Linked DNA regions of Homo sapiens: regions 1, 2, 3 and 5 are each linked to region 4. The links are chromatin loops, found by intact Hi-C in ENCODE. Cell type or tissue: GM12878. All regions are shown on one strand. Region 1 overlaps SRPRB (SRP receptor subunit beta). Region 2 has its middle 11 kb from the start of ANAPC13. Region 3 overlaps BFSP2 (beaded filament structural protein 2). Region 4 holds the start of C3orf36 (chromosome 3 putative open reading frame 36). Region 5 overlaps NPHP3-AS1 (NPHP3 antisense RNA 1).

What was found. Hi-C counts contacts between places; a loop is a spot of excess contacts. Peaks named below come from ENCODE experiments on the same cell type or tissue, not always from the same donor. Only the 100,000 strongest peaks of a DNase experiment are listed, where the experiment ranks them.
Region 1: a loop joins it to region 4, with 10 times the contacts of the local background. A loop is called at or near these places in 91 of 110 quality-filtered maps.
Region 2: it touches region 4 in a loop (5-fold over the local background); 20 of 110 quality-filtered maps call a loop at or near these places.
Region 3: it touches region 4 in a loop (7-fold over the local background); 2 of 110 quality-filtered maps call a loop at or near these places.
Region 5: it touches region 4 in a loop (23-fold over the local background); 33 of 110 quality-filtered maps call a loop at or near these places.

Annotation. Positions count from the first base shown.
Region 1 is chr3:133,816,315-133,821,314 of GRCh38, forward strand. It overlaps SRPRB (SRP receptor subunit beta), which reads left to right. Exons shown (of 7, transcript NM_001379313.1): 6 at 564-618; 7 at 3,239-5,000. The coding sequence ends at 3,452. Among named protein-coding and RNA genes, the nearest start is that of SRPRB, 13 kb to the left of the region's middle. In GM12878, a CTCF peak has its summit at 2,711 (motif pointing right); a DNase peak (open chromatin) is centred at 2,667.
Region 2 is chr3:134,472,055-134,477,054 of GRCh38, forward strand. No RefSeq gene overlaps it. Among named protein-coding and RNA genes, the nearest start is that of ANAPC13, 11 kb to the right of the region's middle. In GM12878, a CTCF peak has its summit at 2,083 (motif pointing left); no DNase peak of the experiment used is centred here.
Region 3 is chr3:133,426,559-133,431,558 of GRCh38, forward strand. The region is part of intron 1 of BFSP2 (beaded filament structural protein 2); the gene reads left to right. BFSP2-AS1 (BFSP2 antisense RNA 1) reads right to left here. Exons shown (of 4, transcript NR_189064.1): 4 at 1-777. Among named protein-coding and RNA genes, the nearest start is that of BFSP2, 29 kb to the left of the region's middle. In GM12878, a CTCF peak has its summit at 2,561; no DNase peak of the experiment used is centred here.
Region 4 is chr3:133,925,399-133,930,398 of GRCh38, forward strand. C3orf36 (chromosome 3 putative open reading frame 36) reads right to left here and starts at 4,414. Exons shown (of 1, transcript NR_161373.1): 1 at 2,747-4,414. RefSeq lists a silencer at 2,043-2,572. In GM12878, a CTCF peak has its summit at 2,346 (motif pointing left); no DNase peak of the experiment used is centred here; H3K4me3 peaks cover 877 bases.
Region 5 is chr3:132,728,922-132,733,921 of GRCh38, forward strand. It overlaps NPHP3-AS1 (NPHP3 antisense RNA 1), which reads left to right. Exons shown (of 11, transcript NR_002811.2): 3 at 4,403-4,523. Among named protein-coding and RNA genes, the nearest start is that of NPHP3-ACAD11, 9.0 kb to the left of the region's middle. In GM12878, a CTCF peak has its summit at 2,349; no DNase peak of the experiment used is centred here.

The sequences.
Region 1 (5,000 bases), 110 kb before region 4:
TTGGGAATGCAATTAGCGTCATTACCTGACCTCTTTATTTCCCTGATTGAATATAAGGAAGGGAGTTATTGTTTATTTGCCATGGGCTTTGTGCCAAACCAGAGCTTGTTTCTTACCTTTAGTACACTTAATGCTTTAAACATACCGTCTTAGGATCAATTGGAAACATGCTAAGTTTACTTTAAAATGACAGATAGGGCACTGTCTTTTGGCATGTGAAGGCACTTCTCATAATCACAGCACTGGTAGGTTTTCTTTCTGTTAAACTGAGTAAACTTATATGTTTTGAATTGAAAGGTCTATAAGGTGTGGAGAACTTTAGGGAAAGCTAAAGTCAGTTTTAGGGTCACCAGCATAATATGTTTATAAGCATTATCTTGGGAAAGCCCCTAGTGCAAGTATAAAGCTTACTTTGATAGAGAAGGAACTAGTGATAAAAGGTCTTTTTTTAAAAAAAGAGAAAAACTTACTGGTTTAAATAGGAATTTTCCTTCTGTGTAAGAAGTCTTGGGGAAAAAACTCATTCTCGTTTAAACTACAACAGTGTCTTTATTTCTTTACAGATATTGCAATGGCAAAATCAGCAAAGTTAATTCAACAGCAGCTGGAGAAAGAACTGTAAGTGTGAAAGAGGCCTGTTGGTTAATTATATATCTTAACACTTAGACTGTAAGCAGCATATTCATGTTTCTTTTGTTTGGTTTTATGTGATTATCACAATTATAGACTGAAGATTAGTGTGATAAATATTTGTTAAATAATTTACAAAATAATGGAATCACAAAAACTTACTAGGGTGCTTATAGATATTTTAAAATTTCATGGAAAGAAGATTTTTTTGAAACCATAAACTTAATTTATTTTACCATTGTTACTAAATCATTTATAGTTGAAAGGTTTTAGAAGCTAAAAAAGTTTACATGCCAACTTGAGAACGGTGTTATTTCAGTGAGTGGAAGTGTTTGTTCACCACTCAATAATGCCTGTGAAGTGGTATTTAAGGATGCATGTAAATAATAAAAAATAAAAACTGAGAATCAGGAAAAAAGAAATTAAAACATTTAAAAGCCACTTTGGAAATTATTGTTGACAGAATAAGAACAGAACACTGAGGAAGACTACAAGTCTTTGATACTACATTATAGCTTCTTAGATTGTTAAAATACTTGGCAATATTATATATCCTGCTTTGAGTGTTTCAAGGTTTGTAAATTGAGCTATAAGCTTTTGAATTTTAAGGCATCTAGCATGTCTTCTGCGTTATGCCAATTTGTAAGAGCTAGCCAAAAGCTGGTGTAGAAGAAATGATCAACATTTATAGTAAAGCAAGTTATGTTTTCTTATTGCTTTTGTGTAAGGCCTTGAAAAGGATCTGATGAGGAAAAACTGTATAAATTCAACTTTTAGAAACTTTTCTCCCCACTATGACTTACTGACTCCCTTATTCATTTAAGAAGCACCTGTAGTGCATCTAGTGGATGCCAAGACTGCAGTTGGGAGCAGCTGTAGGAGGAAATGTGTTCCTGTACTCAGGAGCTTAGAGTCTGGTAGAATCTAGTCAGCTTCGGGCATTGGCAAACTCCTGCCTGGGCCTGCAAGCCAAGAGTAAATCGACATTTTTAAAGGGCAGGTAAAAAACAGAAGAAAAATATGCGACAAAATATTTAATTTCTGGCTCTTTGCAGAACAATTTTGCCAGCCCTGCCTATGCCATTTTCAGTGGTTCCTTTCCCGTCTGGAGCTGCGAGTTTATCACCCTGTCCTCCTGTGCTCTTGATGCTCACTCTCTTGGATTGTATCTGTTGCTGCCATTAGGTTAATAAGGACATTGGAACAATTGGATGGTTGGGTTTTTCTAAAAATTCTCTTGAAATTGTTGGGAATTGTTTTGGGGAAGCCAAAACTGTCATAATGTTATTTGTGAATCAGTCTTGGGTTATTTTTAACAGTACAGTCCAAGTCTCCCGTGGTTAAAACACATGTTTTCCATAGGCTGTTTGCTTTTCACTCTATAGACTTAGAGAAAAACAATACAGAAGCCAATCCTTTTTTAAAAGCATTGAAAGGCAATGCTTTCTTAAAAGGCAGTGAAACAAAATGTTGACAAATTGTAAAGGTTAACATCAGTTAAAATTCGGAATCTGACTAATTTTAATCTCAGATTTATGAGAATTAGGCCCTGTTAGCTTAGAGGCATTTCATAGTCTCTCAATAACACGGTATATTATATTTACATGGCCTTGTGGCAAAAGCTGAATACATGTTTTACTTTTTTCCTTAAAAAATTTTTATTGTAAAATATCTTACTTATAATAGTATATATGTCACATGCATTAAGCTTAAAAAATATTAAAATGAATACCTATGTACTCACCACCATGCCTAGAAGGCCCCTGTTTCTCCCCAAAAGCTTTTCCCTCAAGAGGTCAGCAATATCCAGTTTTGTATTGTTTTTTAAAAATACTTTTACAGTGTGTGTGTGTGTGTGTGTGTGTGTGTGTGTGTGTGTTCCTTCCTAAACAAGGTATTGCTTAGTTTTGCCTGTGGATTCTTCACTAATTTTGAAGCAACTTTACAGAACAAGAAATGCTTTATTTTGTAAGAAAGAAGATTGGCAGCATGTATTCCTCTGCTTCTGGATAGCAGAAAGGGGAAGGGGAGGCCGACAAATGAGTGTTGCTTATGCACCCTTTATTAGGGCCAGCAGGTGGCAGTAAGGGGACTTACATTGGGAAGGTTTTGGTGGTTAAAGAGGTTGGATAATAGTAATTCTGCCCTAGTTAGATATGAGAATCTGGAGTTGGTGGATTTCTAAACTCCATATCCAAATAGACTCAAGATAAAAATACATACCCTATCTACCCACACTTAACTTTCAGAAACTTATGTTTTTATAACACTTAAAGCATGTATTTTAAAAATATATTTTTAGACGGCTTCATTCAGTAGATCCTCTTAGAAGGGGGCCTTGGGCTGAAAGAAAGTTGGTGTGACCTGGTCTACTGCTGACCTGCCTTCTAGCCCTGTGAGGTCTGACCCCCCCAGCCCGCCCCACCTACCTCACCTCTCTGTCCAAGAGAGGGACTTATAAATGCAAAGGATTATTCAACAATCTTAATAGCATAATTGGCAATTCTATAGTTAAGTTTTAAATGAGTGCTGAAATGTTTAGAAACTAATATGATTTAATTGCTGTATAAAAATTTTGCCTCCTGACTTCTTTCCTTTTGCCCCACAGCAACACCTTACGAGTTACCCGTTCTGCTGCCCCCAGCACACTGGACAGTTCCAGCACTGCCCCTGCTCAGCTGGGGAAGAAAGGCAAAGAGTTTGAATTCTCACAGTTGCCCCTCAAAGTGGAGTTCCTGGAGTGCAGTGCCAAGGGTGGAAGAGGGGACGTGGGCTCTGCTGACATCCAGGACTTGGAGAAATGGCTGGCTAAAATTGCCTGAGAGGCAGCTCTAAAGCACAAGACCTGGATGTGTGACACACAGTTTTGGAAAAAGGTCTGTGGTAGTCTGGAGTTGATGAGGAAGGGGTACAAGATGTGGTTAGAAACATTTCTTTGTTCTGGAAACAAAGTACTGTTGAAACCAGCTTGGAATTTTTTTTTTTTTTTTTTTTAAGTTCAGTTCTCCCTTATGGCTGCCTTTCAAACAAGTACCTTTTATCTGATGCCTGTATCTTCCCTTTGTTAAGGTGTAACTTGATGTAGGGTCAAGGTTTTTGTGACAACAGGCAGACTCCACACAGAGAGGATATGATGAGAATATGGCCATCACCTGAAAAGTTTTCTTATCTTCTGTGCTTTTGGTCCCTGGAAACAAATCCGCCTATGTATGAAGCTAGTTGATTTCCAGTTGCACTATTTCCAGTTGCCTCTGAAGTTCACAGGCAATACATTGTCTAGTCCTTTGCGAATTTCTCTGATTTGTGGGCACAGTTATGAAGTTTCCCCACATGTGAAGACAGGTACAAAATAGCAGAGCCAAGCAGACAGTGGGTCTATTCTTCATTAGCTCAGTGACTTGTCCACACTCGTCTTAGCACTTACGTTTCAAAAGCTTGTCACAAACCCTTGGAGTCATTCCCAGATAATAGAACTGGAAATGATAAATCCCCTAATGCCAAGGGTCTAGTGTGTTCTTAGTGGTTATACTGGGAAGTGTGTGGAGATTTAGGTGCTGCTCTGCTGCTCTGGATGGCTGAAGGCTCCTGGGCCATCTTCATGTGCTGCTTGAAGAGCTCCTATTTTGTACTCCTGGCTAGAATGCTGTGGAACAAATACAAAGTGAAAAAAGTTCTCTGTAGATTTCTGAAGTGCATATTCATTGATGCCAAGAAAAAAAAAAAGTTGCCTTTTTGAAGTGATGTTTTTTGCTGTCTTCTTAAACACAAGGCTTTTTTGAATGATTAGTATATTTCATGGTAAAGAAAACAGCCTGTCTGGCTCAAAGCAATTAAATAGAATGTAATGGTGAGTACAAATGAGTGCACATGTCAGGACTCAGGTCTAACTCCTTGTCTCCTGAGCCTAAAGATTGCAACATACACAAGAACACACTCCTATTCCTACCCCACACACTCAGGGACAAGCCCAACTAAAGCTTACAAGGAGACCAGGGTGGCTCTGTCCAGGGGAGAAGCCAGTTATGGAACAGTGCATTGAGAGCCATGGTAGGAGAGGCCCACAGTTCTCTGGAGCATGCAGCAGGGGCACCCCACCTGGCCTTGAGGATCAGGGGGAGTCAAAGGATAAAGCATGGGGCTGATGACGTCTGAGGGAGTGTGATCCTCCATGTATGGCCTCTGCCTGCTGTCTCACATGTCCCTTCTGGTGGTCACTTGGGCTCTAGGAGTATACGTCACCTCAGACCATCTGGCAGAAATACTCCAGGCTCCTACCCCAAAGCACATGTCAGCCTTGCTGCTGGAGCACGAAGACAATGTAAATGAAACATGAAATGGAGGAGTTGTGAGACCCTGACCCTGAGTCCTTA
Region 2 (5,000 bases), 550 kb after region 4:
GAGTCATTTGGTTGTTTTCAAATTCTCCACCCTTTGCCTGTTCCCCCCACCCACCCCCATCAAATCCGGTTTGTGTGTGGTGTGCGTGTGTTTGTATACACACACAGTTGGCTCTTGGTAAGAATAATATTAGCTGAAAACAGGAAATTGCAATTATCTGACTATTTTTGATGTATAAAAACAGCTTTTTCATATGGTTCAACCCAGTTGGTAAACTAAAATAAAAATCTAGGTGGAAATCCTTATAGTAATGAGCAGAACTAATGAAGGAATGGGGTAACCACTGGTCCCAGCTCTGTAGTTGTGTTTCTCACACCTGCAGCACTCAAGAGGCTCGATTCTGCAACAGCTGCATTGCTGTGACCAGGGTGACAGAGTGCAAGTTCATATAGTAGTTGGCTAAGAGCCAGATGAAATTTAGGCAGGGACATGCCCTGAGATTGGGTGATAACCTCACCTCAAGTTCTGTACCTCTCCTTCCTCCCATGGTCAGTGAGGCTAGTTTTCAGGAGGCAAAAAAGACAGAGGGTTCAGTTGAGCTGAGGAACCGATTTCAGCAACTGCCTAGGAGATCATTCGAGGACCTGAACCCCTGTCAGGACTCTGGCAAGCCCGGGGGTCTGACCCAGCATTCTCCCTGTCGCTCCTCCTGGCCCTGGTTGCTTTTCTGTCACCCCAAAGGCCAACACCCACAGTCCCTTGAATTCTCACTTCTAAGGTGAGGGCATTTGCTGGGTTTAGTCACTGTCCAGCATGGAACCCTGATGGATACCATAGATTCAAGGATCAGCTACCCAATTTATGGGGCCAAGTACCAAATGAAAATGTGGGTTCCTTGTTAAAAAATTATTAACACTTTCAAGACAGCAAAAGCGGAGCATTATACCAAATGCAGGCCCTTTTGAGTGCAGGCCCAGGGCAACTGCCTTGCTTGCACGCCTGAGCAGCTAGCTGGTCCAGGCTGGTTCCGGTGCAGAGGCCAGCACCATCCATCATCTGGGCCAGGAAGGCCACAAGGTATGAAGTCCCTTTAGGAGACCACCCAGCTGCCTTTTCAGGCCTGCCACTACCCAGTCTTTCCTCGAGAGCTCACTGATGGCGTATGGCACAGTGAGAGTGAGAAACTGGTGAACAAATATAACTGTGGGTAAAGCGGGGCCAAATCAAGAAAGGAAGCTTTGAAAAACAGTCTTTTCATGGAATTAACCTAAATGCCCACCAATGGCAGACTGAATAAAGAAAATGTGGTACATATACACCATGGAATGCTATGTAGCCATTAAAAAGGAGATCAGGTCCTTTGCAGGAATGTGGATGGAGCTGAAGGCCATTATCCTTAGCAAACTAACGAAGAAACAGAAAGCCAACACTGCATGTTTTCATAAGTGGGGGCTAAATAATGAGAACCAATAGGCACAAACTGGGGAAAAGCAGACACTGCGGCCTACTTGAGGGAGGAGGGTGAAGGAGGGAGGGGATCAGGAGAAATAACTACTGGGTACTAGGCTTAGTACCTGAGTGATGAAATGATCTGTATACCAAACTCCTGTGACAACAGTGTCCCTGTATTAACAAATCTGTACATGAATAAGAGTTTTTGTTTTGTTTTTTTTTTTTTTAAAAAGAAAAACAGTCTTTCTAGAGCCTAATGGATTATTCCTGGATGATGCCTAAATTATCCAAACGATTTCATGCAAAGATCTGGGAAACAGCTTAATGAAAGAGCCCCAGGCCTGACTATAAGTTGGGGACACAGGTGGGCAAAATTCCTGGTTCCAGACCTCTTTTTCTTTAACCAAAAGTTCTGAACTGCCCTCAACTTTTGGGTGCCCTCACTTTGCCCCCGACAAAGCATGAGTGGGGAGCCCACTAGGTGAGCTGCTCAGTCCAAGCCTGGCTGGCCAGAATCCCAGGAAGGCTGTGCTTTCCTCACATAACCGCTAGCTAGCACTTTGGGCAGCCCAGGTATGCAGAATCACTTTCAAGCGAAAGATCACACGTATTGAGAATCTTCAGCGTTCAGAGCTAACAATCAGCCAGTGATTCAAACTTTCTAAAAGGAATTGAGCGCCCCCTGCTGGGTATTGTAGCATTGACATTAAACTATCCTCTCAAATGCATCAAAATCTGAAACTACAGAGATTTAATCTCGTATAAAATCCAGTGACAACAGGACTCATGGTGACAACATTATATATGAGTTTGATAAAAGGTTGAATCTTTAAATGTTTCATGACTCCCATGCTCCTATTAAAAATGCTTCTAGTTCTTTATCTCAATTTTAGAAACAAGGTACACACTTTAAAGTTCTAAGTATTCTGGTAGGATTTTCTTCCCATGTCACAGAAAGTTTTACAGGAAAGGTAACATGGTCCTGGGAGAGGACATGGGTTTTGGGATCAGACAACCTAGGCTGGAATCCATTTACTATTTGAATGACTTGGAATAAGTCTTTTTTTTTTTTTTTTGACGGAGTCTCACTCTGTCGTCCAGGCTGGAGTGCAGTGGCACCGTGTCAGCTCACTACAACCTCTGTTTCCTGGGTTCACATAATTCTCCTGCCTCAGCCTCCCAAATAGCTGGGATTACAGGCGCCCACCACCATGCCCGGCTAGTTTTTTGTTTGTTTGTTTTTGTTTTTAATATATTCTTAGTAGAGACGGGGTTTCATCATGTTGGCAAGGCTGGTCTCAAACTCCTGACCTCAGGTGATCTGCCCGCCTCAGCCGCCCAAAATGCTGGGATTACAGGCGTGAGCCACCGTGTCCAGCCTGGAATAAGTCTTTCAATGTTAACTTGGAACAAATCATTTAAGTCACCATCTCCTGATCAATAAGGACAATGCTATCCACCTAAAAGGTGAATGTCAGGGCTGGAACTCATGTGTTTAAAGTGCATAGAAGTGCTTGATTAACCATCGTGTCATCGTTACGATACTATTACGATGTGAGTCTAAGTTGGGTTTCAAAGGATGAGCAGCCCCTGGACTCAGACCTTGTTTCCAGAGACTAGGGGCTGTAACTTTAGTCCTGTGTCTAGCTCAGAGATCTAACCCCTGGGTCATGAGGGCAGTGCTCACACTGGGCAAGTCTGGACAATTCCACCTCGAACAAATATTTCAAGTCCTTCTACTTTTACCTCTATCTTGCCAATCCAAACTACCATCATTTCTCACTTGAGCCAAAGCAAAGCTCTTCTAATTTTTCTTTCCACTTCTATTCTTATCTCCAAAGTGATATATACATATATATATATATTTAAATCCAATCTGATCAGGCCACTCTCTCTAGTTAGAACCTTTCAATGACTTAGAAAAACTTTTTTTAGCCAGACACCTGCCTACCCACCTTGCTTATAATGCCAGTCCTACCTCCTGGCTTTATGCAGTTAGCTCTCTCTGTAAGCAATCCTCATCTCCCAATTCTTTCCCTTATTACTACTACTCATCCTTTGGGTGTTGGGTCACAAGCTCAAGGAGGGTACAAGAGATAGCACATTTCTTTTTTTCAAAGCAAATTAAGTCCATTTGGCCTCACTCTGCTGCACTGCAAGCAGAAATTAATTCTGTGGTCCCTGGGGTGTCCTTTCCCCTTCTTAGGGTCTTGCAAGCATTTAGGACACTCATGAATGACCTGGAAAAATGGGTAAAGACCTCTACTCTTCAGTCTATCTGGGTCGTTGCTATTATCTTCACTGCCAAGTCTGAGGGGGCCCTTGTAGGAGGGGGTTCCAAGCTTGGAGGTCTTTGCCTTTTCTGGAAGACTCAGTGTTGAGGTGCAGGTTTCCTCTGGAGCACCCAACAAACCATGAAACTCTGAAGTTCACCATCTCACTGTGGTACTGAGTGGAACACAGCTTTCCACTACTCCTAAGAGGTTCCTGTCTGCAGACCCTCTTCTCTCCCACCCTCCCCTGCTTCCCAAACAAGGACTAGGGTTATTATTAAGCATGTCCGCTTCCTGATGTGCACGGGAAGCACACAGGACCTGGTTACTTCCTTGGAGATTGGAAAAAAATTCAGAGAAAAAATTAGTATTTCAAATTATGTGCTATAAAAGCTGCTAATCACAAGGTCTCCCTTGGATTATTCAATATAAATCAGATCCCCTCCAGTCACATTCTCCTATACTGCAGCAGTACTGTTGGTACCCATTCCCCCAGCTACTGTGTATTGGCTGTCAAAGGCTCACAGCTGTGAGAAGAGATTTTAGTTATTCAGTGTTTCCAGAGTTTCAACAAGGGATACGGACACAAGCAGCCGAGGCTGCTTCTTACAGAGTGTCCTCTGGAGAGGCGTGTCACCTGGCAATGCCTGGGAGGTTATGCTGTCACTGGGGGATTGTGGGAGGGGCCAAGCCAATGACTGACCAATTCATACTCAGTACAAAGGCCTAACCCCTTGCCTCAAGGTGAGAAAACTCTTGGCATCGTCATGGGCCAGAAATCCCACTGGATCAGACTGAAGCTAGACTTCAGCTCAAACCACATCTTGGCTCAGCTTCTTTCCCTGCCCTATCCTGTTTACCTTACAGGACTCTTCTGAAAGCACCTCAATAAATCACTTGCACAAGAAATCTCTGCCTCAGGCTTGGCTTCTGGGAACCCAACCTAAGTCACATCTTTTATTTTTCCTTCCTAGCATACGCCCCAAATTGAAATCATGTATTTGTATGGCTAATGGTTTAATGCCTGTCTCCCCAACTAAAGGCTCCATGAAGGGAGAGGCCACACTTACTTTGTTCATTGCTATACTCCCAGTGCCAGGCATGGTGCCTCCCACAGAGAAAAGCAATATGCAGGCTCTAAACTGGAAAGCTGTCAGGAACCAATAGGCCACATAGCCTCTTGGCCTCCCTCTCCAGATACTTTCCTTTTTGGGTGTTTTGGTACAGACAATTGAAGAAAGCTACCCTGTAACAGCAACTTAGCATTTCTTGTGCCCATCATCCTCAAGCCAGTCCTAGACGGAGATTTCGAAGCCCTGGTTGACAAAATCTGAC
Region 3 (5,000 bases), 500 kb before region 4:
CCCATGAGTCCTTGCTGTTGGATTCCAAAAAGCAAAGGGTCCACTCTGGGGCCTGGGACAAGCCATCAAACTTCCATCTTGATTCTTCATCTTTCATGATTTCCAAGAGCTCTTCACATTCTAAAACTCTATAATAAAATTTCTGAGTTGAGGAAGCCTAGAAGCACATGGCAGAGAATTCTGCAGAGGCCTCCCTCTTCTGCGTGGGAGGAAGTCCCCACAGCTCAGCTCTTCCTAAGAGCTCTCTGCCCTGACACCCTACGTGATATGGGCATGTGCCTCCAGCAAGTACAGGGCAGAGAGAGAGAAACATCATTTAAGTGGTGCTGGCATTAAGTGGTGATGACATAGCTTCATGTCCAGTACTGAGTGGGAGATGGAAAGCATGCATTTGCTTCCTTTCCAGACAGGCTGGCTCATTTCCCCTGTGCCTCTCATGATGAGAGGATTATGCATGCTGAGTATGATGCTGGTGATTCAAGTGAGGAAGTTTCCAGATACCATGCATGACTCCTGGTTTAAGCCAATTATCTCATCATGGTTCAACCAAAGAAACAACAATTTATTCAAATGCTGGAGAAAACTCCCAGCCATGCTGGTTTTATTGATTCTGGGTCTCCAAGATGGTGCCCTTCTAAAGAATTTCCAAGGATCATTTTGTGCAATTGCAATGTTCTCCTTAGACCTTCGTCACCATTGGTGGGACTTCAGTGCTTAGCAGCTCAAGGAACCCAGCATGTTCTCCGTAGCTGTATCCTCTAGATCCTCACAGCCTCCCTTTAGAATAAGCAGAACAGGTGTCATTACCTCCTTTTTACAGGTAAAGAAACTGAAGCTCAGCAGTGATAAATACGATGTCTGGTGAAAAGCAGAGCCAGGACTTGAACCTTGGTTTCCCAATCCAAGCCTAACACTTTGAGTCCTATACCTTCTTTTTGCTGATGTTCACACAAGATCAAGTGAGCATTTCCCTGCCCTTCCTAATCCTCTACTTACCAGAATCCCACCTCCCTGCTCCTCAGCCAGCTTGGGGTTGGAGAATGGGGTGGCATTTCAGGCAGTGTAAGGTTGAGGATTCTTTCATGATTCTTCCAGTAGGACATCAGACACATCCATCCTGGCAACAACACACTAAACTGTCCATTACGTCCCACTGGAATCAATTGAGGTTATGTTTCTGACAACAGAGAATAGTTTGTTCCCTTCGTTACATTAGCCTGGGCCAAGGGGTAAAGCATATCTATCCCTTTATTGCCCGTAAGTGTCCCTTAGTTCCAGTGGAGATTAAGAAAACTGGAATTTATTGAGCACATACTATATGCCAGAATTTGTTCTGAGGGTTTTGCACATCTTAAATCATTTAACCTCACAAAAACCCTATGAGGCCATTCCTTGTATGATTCCTTTTTATAGATGAGGAAACTGATACACAGCACCAGTTAAATAACTTTTCCAAGATTCACAGGTTGAAGTGATAGAGACAAAACCTTTAACGTGGGTAGTTGGATTCCAGAGTCTGTATGCCCGGGTCCACTCTCGACAGACTAAAGCTCAAAACAGTTTGACCTTGAGGTTTTCCAGGAGGAAAAGCATGAGGCTGAGGAGAACACTTATGTTAGATTGGATTCCTGAGACGCAAAGCCCAAGCCTAGGGTTCTCTTGTGGGCCACGTAGTATGGAAGTGCTCCTGGAGAAACCCGCAAGAGGCAGGGAGGCAGGACACAGAGGGAAGACCAAGCAAGGGAGCCACCTCAGGGCTGCCCCACCCCCAAGCCAGGGCGCTGGGCTTTCATGCCCCCAGCTGTCAGACAGAGCCAGTAAGTCAAGCTCTGGGGCCCTAGGGCACTGCTCCACAAATGAGCCACAGGGCCCAGCTGTGGGGAGTGAATGCACATGGAACGTGGGGACACAAAAAAATAGTTCCAAAAAAAAAAAGAGGATGGGTCAGAGCAGTGACAGTACCTGCTGCAGCAGCCACGCCTGGGATAGGAAAGGAGCACCTGTGATCTGCCGTAAGCCTCAACAGGTCCCACGCGAATTTCTGAGGAACTTAGATTCCTCTGATGTTGGCAAGTGCCCAGGAAATATCTTGTCAGAGGAAAGTCGGGGATAACTGTCTGTGCAGGGCCACCTTCGGGTAAACACGCAGGGCCTGTTGGAGAGCCACCTGGGTGACTGGGACTGCGTCCACATGACCTCTGCAGTCACCCCGCCCACTGTTCCCTAAGGCCACACTTCCATACCGCCTGCCCTCGCTCTGACCTGCCTTCTCCATCAAACTTGTCCCAGCCAGTCTCTCCCTGTGTCTGTCAGGGTCCCAAGATGTATCAGCCACTGTGCTAGTTTTCTTTTCCAAGTTGATTTTATTTATGCGATCGATCTCATTCTGTTCTTAATTATGAAATATTTTTAACACATAAAAAGCCACCTAATACTCAGCATTGTCAACTCAGTGTTATTTGTTAAAAAACCTTTTTTTAAAACCTGAAATCAAAGATTTTAGATATAATTGAAACTCCCCTTGTACTCTGTCCTGATTGAATTCCACCCCCACCCCCCCAGAGGTCACTGCTGCCCTAAATTTGGTGCTTACCACTCCCATGAAAGTTTTACTACATATGTATAAAACCTTTCCTAGGACTATTTTGCATTATTTTAAACTTTATGTTAAATTGTGTTATACTGTGTATTAGTCAGGGTTCTCCAGGGAAACATAACCATAGAATGTGTACAGAGAGAGATTTATTTTAGGGAATTGGCTCACACAGTTATGGAGGCTAGAAGTCCAAGATCAAAGTGTCAGCAGGTTGGGAGGCCCAGTGAAGAGGTGACACTGCAGTTCAAGGCTGAAGGCTGTCTGCTGGTGGAATCCTATTTTCTCAGGGGACCTCAGTCTTTGCTCTGTTAAATCCCGCAACTGATTGGATGAGAATACCCACATTATGGCACGCAGGCAACCTGCTTTACTCAAAGTCCACCAATGTCAATGTTAGTCTCATCCAAAAACACCTTCACGGAAACATCTAGATTGTTTGACCATCACATATTATTTCCATCTGCAACTTACTTTCTTCACTTATTGTGTTTTTGAGATTTATCTGTGTTGACAAATCTATCATTTCATTGTATATGAGGGGACTTCAAAATGTTCCTGGAAAAAAAATGGAATTAAGAGATAAAAATACAAAATGTAAACTTTTTTTTTTTTTATTATACTTTAAGTTTTAGGGTACATGTGCACAATGTGCAGGTTAGTTACATATGTATACATGTGCCATGTTGGTGTGCTGCACCCATTAACTCGTCATTTAGCATTAGGTATATCTCCTAATGCTATCCCTCCCCACTACCCCCACCCCACAACAGTCCCCGGTGCGTGATGTTCCCCTTCCTGTGTCCATGTGTTCTCATTGTTCAATTCCCACCTATGAGTGAGAACATGCGGTGTTTGGTTTTTTGTCCTTGTGATAGTTTGCTGAGAATGATGGTTTCCAGTTTCATCCATGTCCCTACAAAGGACATGAACTCATCCTTTTTTATGGCTGCATAGTATTCCATAGTGTATATGTGCCACATTTTCTTAATCCAGTCTATCATTGTTGGACATTTGGGTTGGTTCCAAGTCTTTGCTATTGTGAATAGTGCCGTAATAAACATACGTGTGCATGTGTCTTTATAGCAGCATGATTTATAATCCTTTGGGTATATACCCAGTAACGGGATGGCTGGGTCAAATGGTATTTCTAGTTCTAGATCCCTGAGGAATCGCCACACTGACTTCCACAACGGTTGAACTAGTTTACAGTCCCACCAACAGTGTAAAAGTGTTCCTATTTCTCCACATCCTCTCCAGCACCTGTTGTTTCCTGACTTTTTAATGATCGCCATTCTAACTGGTGTGAGATGGTATCTCATTGTGGTTTTGATTTGCATTTCTCTGATTTTCTTCTGCAATGCCGCTTGACCCCAATACATACTCGACAGTAGTTCCAAATAGCCAGAAAACGGCACTTTCAATTTTTCCACCCTACAAGATCTAAATAATTCTTGTCATAAAATGGGCAAATGGTCTGAGGTGCCTGACGTCCAGGCATTCTTTTACGCATCGGTCCCTCTCTAGTCTCTGTTCCCAATGCAACTCATCCCAAATCTTCCTTCTTTCCCTCCCGCCTGTCCCCTCAGTCCCAACCCCAAGCGTCGCTGAGTCTTTCTAATCTTCCTTTTCTACAGACCCATCTGACCTCTCCCCTCCTCACCAGGCCGAGCTAGGTCCCAATTCTTCCTCAGCCTCCGCTCCTCCACCCTGGTCCGCTCCTTTTATCACCTCCCCTCCTCACACCTGGTCCGGCTTATGGTTTCATTCCGTGACTAGCCCTCCCCCACCTGCCCAGCAATTTACTCTTAAAAAGGTGGCTGGAGCTGAAGGCATAGTCAAGGTTAATGCTCCTTTTTCTTTACCCCAAATCAGATAGCGTTTAGGCTCTTTTTCATCAAATATAAAAAACCCAGCCCAGTTCATGGTTCGTTCGGCAGCAACCCTGAGACGCTTTACAGCCCTAGACCCTAAAAGGTCAAAAGGCCGTCTTATTCTCAATATACATTTTATTACCCAATCTGCTCCTGACATTAAATAAAACTCCAAAAATTAAATTCCGGCCCTCAAACCCCACAACAGGATTTAATTAACCTCGCCTTCCAGGTGTACAATAATAGAAAAAAGTTGCAATTCCTTGCCTCCACTCTGAGACAAATCCCAGCCACATCTCCAGCACACAAGAACTTCCAAACACCTGAACCGCAGCAGCCAGGCGTTCCTCCAGAACCTCCTCCCCCAGGAGCTTGCTTCAAGTGCCAGAAATCTGACCACCAGGCCAAGGAATGCCCGCAGCCCAGGATTCCTCCTAAGCCGTGTCCCATCTGTGCGGGACCCCACTGGAAATCGGACTGTTCAACTCACCTGGCAGCCACTCCCAGAGCCCCTGGAACTCTGGCCCGAGGCT
Region 4 (5,000 bases):
TATCAAGAAATTTTCTGGTGGTCATGGAAATGTTCTATATCTCGATTAAAATGGTGGTTGTGTGGTTGTATACATTTGTCAAAACTCATTGAACAGCAAGTAGGCTTAAAATTAATACTTTTCATTGTTCATAAACTATATGTCAGTAAAGCAGATTTTAAAAAGTCTTTTTAAAGCTTATTTTCTATTGTCTCCAAGTTTTTGGTCTAATCACCTAAGGTTGGAATGCCATTAACTGAGACAGGAAAGTCAGTGAAAGGAGGTTTGGGGAGGACGAGGAGCTCAATGTTGGATTTGATTCTCTAGCAGGCCACAAGCAGTCACCTGGCGATCACCACTTGTTCCTCACATCTTCTGCCCATCCATCCTCAAGCACGGCCAATCTTCCCTGGTCATTATTTCTCAAACAGCCTTTCTTTCCTTCTGGGCTTGTCTTTTCCAACATCCACCTGGATTTCTGGTGTTTTAACTTGACTTTTTTGAGTGTGTGTGTGTGTGTGTGTGTGTGTGTGTGTGTGAAAGTTTTAAATACCTACAAGGGCCAGGCAGATGATGTGGGAACCGCAGCCACCCTGAGAGGACAGGGTCCATCTGAAGGACTGCCCTCTACTCAGCTCCAATCCATTGTTTTTGGGCTGGAATGCTGCACCAGGGTTTTTCAAGAGAAAACCCCAGTCAAACTCTCCCAGTGTTTGGAGCTAACTTAAAGACATGCAAATATCTTGTAGGCCAACTAGAACTCTTGTGCTGGGCCCAGGCTCAGCCAGTTTCCAATGCCTGTTTTATAACAAGGCAAGTTCTGGTGCTGGGATGGGCTCCCGCATGGCCTTTTGCTAACCCTGCATTCTGCGCTGGCTCATCCTGGCTGCCAGGAGCCTGTGGGTGCCTGGGATGCTCCTGCTGCTTGCTGGTCCTGCCCTCGGCTCTGACGTCTCCTACTCTAGTATCCCAGTGGCCATAATGACAAGTAGGCCTCCCTCCTAAGGACCTTTGCCAGCCAGGTTCCCTCTTCCAAGTACACATGTAGCCCCAGTGGCCTTTTACACCCTGAAATCTGGTTGCATCTTGCCTCTGTTAAAATTCTGTCAGCGACGCCCCATCATCCACCAGCAGCACCCTGTTAGTTACTAAAGGAGATGTACATGATACACTCTCTCCCTCTAGAATCCACCACTCACCACGCTCTGCCTGAGGCACCTTGCAACTGGGGGCGCTACTTACACCCTGCCCTCCAGGCAAACATGGTCCAGTTTTCTCATCTCTGAGTCTTCACTCCTGCAGTCCCCTCCGCCCAGAACACCTTCTCTAAGGCCCCTGTCAACAAACTTACCCTATCCTTCCAGGCACAGTTAGAGCTCATCTCTGCTCCAGATCTCCAATCCCTAGGGAACGGGCCTCTTTCACCTTTGTTAATCCACCACATACACCGGCTTCCCCCTGCATTTCCATGCAGGCATCTGTCTGTCTGTTTGCACTTCTCCTTCATGGCACTATTGCACCTGTAATTGATCAGCCAATTGCAGCCACAGTTTGGATGCTTTCTTGGTTGTCTGTCTGCCTTCTGTTTGTCTTGTTCACCTCTATAGGCCTGGTGCCCGGCTTGCCCGGGTACCTGAGTCTGTGACGGGATGGGTACCTGCCCCTTTCCCGGGGTGGACAGTGCCTGGAATGCTGACAACAGTTTCTTTCCGACATGCAAGCCTATCTCGGGGCCAGGCCCCAGGAGGTGCTGTGGTGAAGGTTTTGGGAATTGGAAGGAGGAAGCAGAGGCTACCTAGCCCCCTGCAGTGGCTGAATAATGGTTCCCAGATGGTGCCAGTGACGCAGTGGGGAGGCTGACAGCTTCTGGGTGCGAATGGCCCCACAATGCGGCCGGGGACCACCCTGCTCACGGCCGGTCAGAGAGCCTGAGGAAGCCGTGTGTTCCCGCGGGCCCTCTCGGTGCCTCGTGGCACCTTACTCTCTACTCCTCTTGTTCTCTAACGTGTTTAATACACTTTCGTGCAGAAAACATAAATAGACTAAACGGTGCTTTATCGCGGGCAGTCAGAGAGGAAGTTTTCTCGAGGCTGTGTCCCGTGAGCAGGCGCCGGTGGGCTCAGCCGCCGGGCCCTCCGAGTAGGGGAAGGCGTGCGTGCGTGCGTGCGGTGGGCGCGGGGAGCCCCGCAGGCCCGAGGGCGCCCCGGCGGGGAAGCGGGCTATCGGAGGCGCGCTGAGCCGGGTGGTGGAGTCCCGCCCGGCTGGCTGTGGGGCCGCGGGGGCGTCCCGTGGGCGGGCTGGGCGTGGCGCCTCCGCGGGTGGCTTCCCCGGGCCGCGGCGGAGGGGCGGCGCCCCCTGGTGGCGGAATGCGACTCCAGGGCGCAAGGGGCCGCCCACCCCGCCTCGCCCACCCGGCGGGGGCCTCCGCGCCTTTTCTGAGAAAGCCAGAGGAAAGGAGCCGAGACCGCAGTCCCCTGGGCCCGTTTCCTCGTCTGTGGAATGGCATGATTATTGCATCTCACAGGGCTGTCGTGAAGATTCAAGGAGCAAATGTATGTAAAGCGCTTCGGATGTCTGGTACATTCTGAGCCTTCAACCCACCTGAGCTGTTGAAACTCTGGGATTCAAGCGATTCGGGTCAAAGAGGAACGGTGTGACACCTGCCTCTGTCCTTTCCAAGGTGGACTCAGGGATTGCATACGTCTCATCCAGAACCCCCAGTCTCTCTTTTGTAAGCTGGCGGTCATGAGATGTAATGAGGAAAAGGTTTAAACAAATGTTGGTCCCTATCTGGGACCTCTGAAGTCACTTTTAATGGATTTGGGGATTTTACAGATTTAAAAAGGGGTGCCTACTGTGGCCCATTTATAGACCTGTGGAGCGAAGAGAAGGAGATTAGTCACACTGGGGGCCGGAGTAGAAGCCGTTTTAAATTAGTTGCCCCGCTCTGCCTTGAGACTGAGACTTTCTGACTCTCAGTTTCACCCTTGGGTTCCAGCACCCAGATGAGAAGAGAGAGAAGGTGGAAGAGGAAGAGAGGGAGGGGATAGAGCAGCGGCCACCACCTCTCCCTGAGAGGGCGCAGAGTGGGTGGTTCCCCCCAGGTGAGCAAGGTGGGGGCCCCGTGGGTGTGCTGGGTAGGGGTGGAGTGTGCTGGGAGCACGCGGGAGGACTGCGCCTCTGCTCCTCGGGGTGTGGCGCGGCCCACTCAGGAGCCCCTTCCAGTGTAGACTCCAGGAGGGTACTCTGAGCTAGGAATGCCTTCCTGAGCGTGGTTGGTGGGGGCTCTAAGGCCATTCCTCCAGGCCCTGAGGGGGCAGAGAGACACGTGAGCACTAACCCAGGAGCCGGGACTAGGCTGAGCCCACTACTCACAGCCTGGGGTAAGCCAGCCTCAAGACCCTCCAGGATGGTCTCAGCCTGCATCCGACTGCCTCTCCTGCCTGACCACTGCGCTCCTTCACAGGCCTCTGGCCGGCGAGTTCTCAAGATGTGCAAAGGTTTCCTGCTTCCTTACCTTTGCACACCTTTGCTTATTCCTTTTGCCCAGAAAGTCTTTCCCAGCACATTTGACTCTCTTGAATTCCAGTCTCTCCCGCATGGCTAGGATCAAGCCCGTTCTCCCATCGCTCATCAAATGAACTCAGAGCATAGTACTTTGCCCTGTGTTAAGGTCTTGTCTTAGCTCTGGATTATATGTCCTTGAAGGGTAGGGACCATGTGTTTGTCACCACCTGTCCTTATACACATCAGGTAGTACATAAATCAAGGGAGGCGTGAGGGACAACTGGAAGGAGCCTCGTTTTCTCCATGTACAGGATGGGACTAGTCATAGTGGCCGCACAGGGCTGTGGGAACTCTGGTGCGATTCTGCCATGAGTCACCCCATCTCCTCCTTGCCTGCAGGGTCTCGCTCCATCAGCTGTCCTCTTGGACCCCGCAGCCTCCCCATCCTGTGGCCTTTTGCCCCAGCAAATCTCTCCTCTCTGAAGCCATCCTTTCCTTGACCCTGCATCTCTCTCAGCCACCACCCCATCTCTGCCTCCTCTGAGCAAAATCGTCTTTCCCACCTCCCCAGCCCTCTGCAGACTGCCTCGGCCTTGCCTGGGCATCATCCCCTCAGCTTCAGGGACCCACAATTGGTGCTTCCTCCATTGGGAAATCTTTCCAGACTGTGCTTCCCAACCCCGACAGCCCCGCAAAGCTGGTTTAAGTGTCCCGGTGAGCAACTGTGTCCACCTAGGTTCACTACCCACAGTAGAGGGTTTTAGTGCTCAACCATATCTGCTCTTTTCTTCTCCTGAGCACACAGAATATTCTGTTCCGCTCTTGCGGCAGCTAGGCTGGGAGCAGAGTGAAGAGCGTTACTTTGGGACAAAGCATTGCTTAGCAGTGCGGGATCTTCCAGGACTTTCTTCCCCTGCCCCATCCATCATGGCAGCTTATAATGAAATGGAGGTACCTCAGGTTCCAAACAGTCTGAGTTACTGAGACACTGGTTGGGGGGGCTCTCAGGCCAATCCTCCAGGCCCTGAGCAGGCAGAGGGGCACTACTGAGCCACTGACCTGAGAGTCACCCAGATCACCACAGGTTCTGTGAGCGAGATACCATCTTTTGTTGTGTCAAGTGACTAAGATTCGAGAGGTTTGTTACCACAGCATAGCCAAGCCTTTCCCCACTGATTTACTGATTAAAGAAGTGTTTTAAATGGGTTAATGGCTTGGTAAACTGTAAAGATCTGTGCACATTTTAGTTATTATTATTGCTGTCAAGTTGTAGCAGGGCTGGAGACATGATGTGGCTGGAGAGTGGAGGAATGGCCAGGGTATGCCATGGAGAAAAACTTCCTCTCATTTATGATTTGCCAAGGGCTTTTCCAGGATCTGTTTCCATATTTAATCTCTGATGAAAGGTTATAATGAATCTGGTGTCTGGTGCTACTGGCAGGAGATGGACCTTTCTTCCAGGTATTTACTTCCTGTGGTTGCGAAAGATAGGATGTATTTCTTCTGGATTTGCT
Region 5 (5,000 bases), 1.2 Mb before region 4:
ATCCTTGGGCACTGTGAAGAAGACACTTAAGGCCACAGGTCAAAGTGTGCACATTTCACTGGTCTGAGACAGTTGTTCCAGTAGGGAGGAGACCAGGAAAAGGAGATAGGGAACGAGTTGTTATATGGTTGCCATAGCTTAGATTCTGGCAAAATGTTGTGCAAGTTATTTGGCTTCTTGCACTTTAGTCTCCTCATCTGAAAACGGAGATAATAGTAGTTCACTTTATAGCAGTTGTAGACATCCAAATGAATAAACTAGTTTTGATTATGTTTTGTTTCCCAGGGATCCAGAAAATGCACTATTTCATTTAAACTCTCTTTTCTAAGTAACTTAGTAGGGAGACCCTAAACATTTTTTTGGCAAGCCTGACATGTATATTTCATTCTTTGAAGGCTGTTTTGATTGATATCCAGCAAAACTAGGGCCTCTCTGTGACAGAAATCACTGGCATATCTGCATCCTTAAATACATATGACTACCATTGTCCTAAAAAATAGTGTTTCTTCACTGTTTTCTGGCTATTACATTTTGAACCCGAGTCAAATCAGTCGATGGAGATGGTTATATTCTGATGGTTATATGTCTGTTACATTCTGACGCCAAAAGGCAAAAAGCACCAGACTTCCTTATAAAAATTATTTTATTTTTTAAGATGACAAATAAAAATTGTATATATTTTTGGAATACAACATGATGTTTTGATACATGTATATTTTGTGGAATGGCTAAATCAAGCTATTTAACATATGTATTACTTCACATACTTTCTATGGTGAGAATGCTTAAAGTTTCTCTTAGCAATTTTCAAGTACACAATATATTGTTATTAACTGTAGTCACCACGTTGTATGATGGATCTCTTGAGCTTACTCCTCCTGTTTAACTGAAACTTTGTATTCTTTGACAAACATCCTCCAGCCCCCCCTCACCACCAGCCTCTGGTAACCACCACCATTCTACTCTCTGCTTCTGTGAGTCCTCTTTTAAATTCCACATGTAAGTGAGATCATATGGCATTTGTCTTTCTGTGTCTGGCTTATTTCACTTAGTGTAATGTCCTCCAGTTTCATTTATGTTGTTGCAAATGGCAGGATTTTCTTCTTTAAAGGCTGAATACTGTCCCATTGGAGATATATATATATATTAAATTTTCTGTATCCATGCATTTGTTAATGGACACTTAAGTTGATTCTATATCTTGGCCATTGCGAATAATTTTGCAATGAACATGGAAGTGTAGATATCTCTTCAACACACTGATTTCATTTCTTTTAGGTATATACCCCTTGGTGGGATGGCTGGATCATCCAATGGTAGTTAAGTTTTTAGTTTTTTGAGGAACCTCCGTATTGTTTCCATAATGGTTGTACTAATTCCTACAAACAGTGTGCAAAGGTTTCCTTTTCTCCACATCCTTGCCAACACTTATCTTTCATCTTTTTTTTTTTTTTATAATAACCAGTCTAACAGGTGTAAGGTGTGATAAGCTACAACATTTGACAGTTTAACATTTGACTGTAACATTTGACAGTTTAAAAGTAAACAGGCTTCCAAATTAACCCACCTTGGGAAGGTCTTATAATTCATGGTGACATCCTGTCCCTCAGTAATGAACCTTATGAGTTCCTCTAATTGTTAATGTACTAATAAAGACATACCCTACTGACACTGAAAAGGATGCTGATTTGTTTTCAAATTACAAAGTTTTACTGGTTGTCTTGTACATAGACATTTTAGCCTATATGTTGCAATCTGTATCCAATTATTGTAACTTTTATATTGTACTCGCCAATGAAAAAGGACAACTCCTATGAGTAGTCCCCCTCCCTTCTCCTAAATTTTCCTACAAAAGCCTTCTAACTTGTAACGGACTCTGGAACCCTCCCAATTTTGTTGGTGTGTCTTCCTGGGTTGATCCTCACATTTGGCTTCCAAAGTAACTTTATCAAATTATTTCTGCCTTAAGAACCTTAATTTCAGTCAACATTCTGTTATAATCAGCAGGATTCCAGAGCAACTTCCCTGGATCATCCAATGTGGCTTTTGACCATTATGCATGTACCAGTAATGAACCTATTGTGTTCCCAAATTTAAATGCTCCTGCTGGGTGCTACAGATGGGTTCCTCCTGGAACCCTCACATCTTGGCTGAAGTTCTGGTTTATTGAAGCTAGTTTCCTCCCTGGCCAGGAGGTACAATGACTCTTTCAGCACAAGAGTTACTGCTACCAATTCAAGGGAAGGGTTTTATTGGGAATTTTAGGGCAGAATAAAATAGGAGCTCAGTGAATTGTTTCCCTGGAGGCTAGGTGAGACAATCTTTCCTTAGTTTTCTCCTTCTCAATCACATGAGGGCACTCTTGCTCCAAAGATGAGACATTTACTCCCTCTGGCCAAACTGTTCACTTTTTGCTCAGCTTGTAGGCTTTAGAAGGACTGATCATCTCTTGCCCCGAGCATCCCGACCCTTCTTTGGAGGTGACTTGGGAGTCCAAGACACATAAGAACTCTTTTCAGCCCATTGTATGAAATCCCCAGAGGAAAGATTCATAGTCAGCACACCTGACCCCTTATAGAGCTTGTCTTGCTCAAAGCAGCCAGGAAAATGCATCCAGACTGAAGGTATACCACCTCTGTTGACACTAGCTGGTTTCATGTTGTTTTACTTGCAAGTACTTGGATAAGTGGACCCATCTAACCCAGGATGGTCATCAGCAGCAGTGGCCAAAATGGGGATGTTTTGAAAATGCCTAAAATAATTTATCTGTGCACACAAATGGAAAAAGTTGGTTTTGGAGCCAGATTGAATGGGAGACTTACTTCCAACAGCACCTAGAAGCTTCTAAAAGAAATTCTTTGAAAAAAAAAAATGCCTCCATTCAAGAGGTAAACAAAAGGATATTTAAAACCATTCAAACCATTGTACATTAGTTGAAAAATACTTAGAAGGCTCTCTCCCTTTCTTCCCCATGGCTCCTCCTTGTCTACCCCTGTTCTTTCATCTTCTCTCTTATATGAACTCATTCCCTTCTGCTTGTTCCTTGGGCTCCCATACATCTCTTAGGCAGAGATTTTTGGAATTTCACAATGGACTCATTTACTTCTTTCAAGGGAGTTAAAATGTATTTAAATTTAAAACAGAAGGAGCAAATGGAACAACTGCAGAATGAGAATGAAACTACTGAGATTCTAAAAATACAGATCCAACAAGTTTTTTCTAAAGTGGTACTAATGATCAACACATTTTATGGTTTATTGCTAGCTTTGCCAAACCATTTGTGGTCTTCCATATACATTAGTAAAATACATACAGCCACCTCCATTAAAGTGGAAGTAAACCTGATTAAACCTTTTACCAAATATCAGATAATACTCTTTAAATGTGCTGCTAGACCTCACAGTCCCTTGCAGATATAAAACTTCACTGGCCTTTTAGAAAACTTAAATTATGTCTCTGTGCCTTGAGATGTAAATTTACTGTACTCGGTAAGATCTTCAGCCATGGAAGACAGATTAACTTGTTGTATTTACAGAGGCACAATTTAATTCAACTGTTCTTTTAAGCTGGTGAGTTTTACCTGACTCATGAATAAAATTTTAAAAGCAAAGCTATAAAATCTTTATTTGCATCTGTTTGTATTTTTATATGTACATGTACACATGTCTGTATTTGTATATTGTTTACATGGTACCAAATTGGTTTATAAATAAATAAGCACTCATCAATTAGTAAGCCAAAATACTTTGTAAATTCATATCACTTGAATAGATCTTTTAGCATGTAAGACTAGTTTAATAAGAACAACCATCTTCTGAGTTTTTGGCAAAATATCCATAAATTTAACTTTAAGCTTCTTACTTAAGTGAATATCTGATATTCACAGACTATAAACGTGGTTAGCAGTAAAATAACTTGAAATGTTGACTAGCTTTGTCTAATATTTCAGTTTTCATAAATATTCTAGGTAAGCTGTTAAAAATAAATAAATTAGATAACTGTCAATGAGATACACCTCTAGAGGAACTTTTCATGTAATTTGAAATCTTAAAGCTATGTTAAATTAAATAATAGATACTATTAAATGTCTGGGTCATTTCCAATTAAGGTAAACATATTATAAGAAAACATGTTTCTAAAGATTATAAAATGGTTTTCATTTATAAGACACTGATATGTGACAAGCAAAGATTCTTGTTGTCGAGGTTGTCACTAAAATGTAAGGTTACTGAGAGTTAAAAGTTCTAATTAATATTTATATATAATTTTATATATAGAATGTGCCAAAAATAAGATGTGTTTTTGATAAGAAAAAATTATAAGAAGTGTTCTTTATTATAAAAATTATTATAAAAATGTGTTCTTTATTGAGAAAGAAAAAATAATTTTGTCTAATTTGTAGGTTACTTAAAGGTTGTTTCAAAATATGGACTTAGGAAGGAGAAAGAAACAAGATTAAAAAGGAACAAGTAACTAGGAGAGAAAAATATGAAGAAGGTTATGGATATGAAGATGCATTTTTGGTAAGGAAGGTTAAAAAGAAAAGAGAATAATTTTGTATGAGAAAGAATCTCATATGATAAAGTTTTGTCCTAATGTAAAATGACTGGTTATTTAAGAAAGAGGAAATACAGGACAAAGCAGAAAGTCCAAGCGTGTTTTCAATGGTCTGCCTATGTCATGATAAGGTTCGTGAAAAGAGAATTTATGAAAACAATTTTGTGTGTGATTAAGTTGGCTATAATTCTAAAGAAATTATTTCTAAGTTTTCTAAAGATTAAGCTTTGACATTGAAAATATGCTAGAACAAAACTAAAAAAATGTGGTCCCCTGTATTATAACAAGGTTTTTGTAAAGTATTCATTTTCTTTTAATAAAATTGCAAAAGATTTTTATTTTAAAATTCTAAAATCCATTTCTTTTTGAAACTTCCTTTTATCAAGATAATTTCTGTGTTGTCCTTACTTGGTTTTGGTTTCTTTAAAAGGATTAAGGGTTTT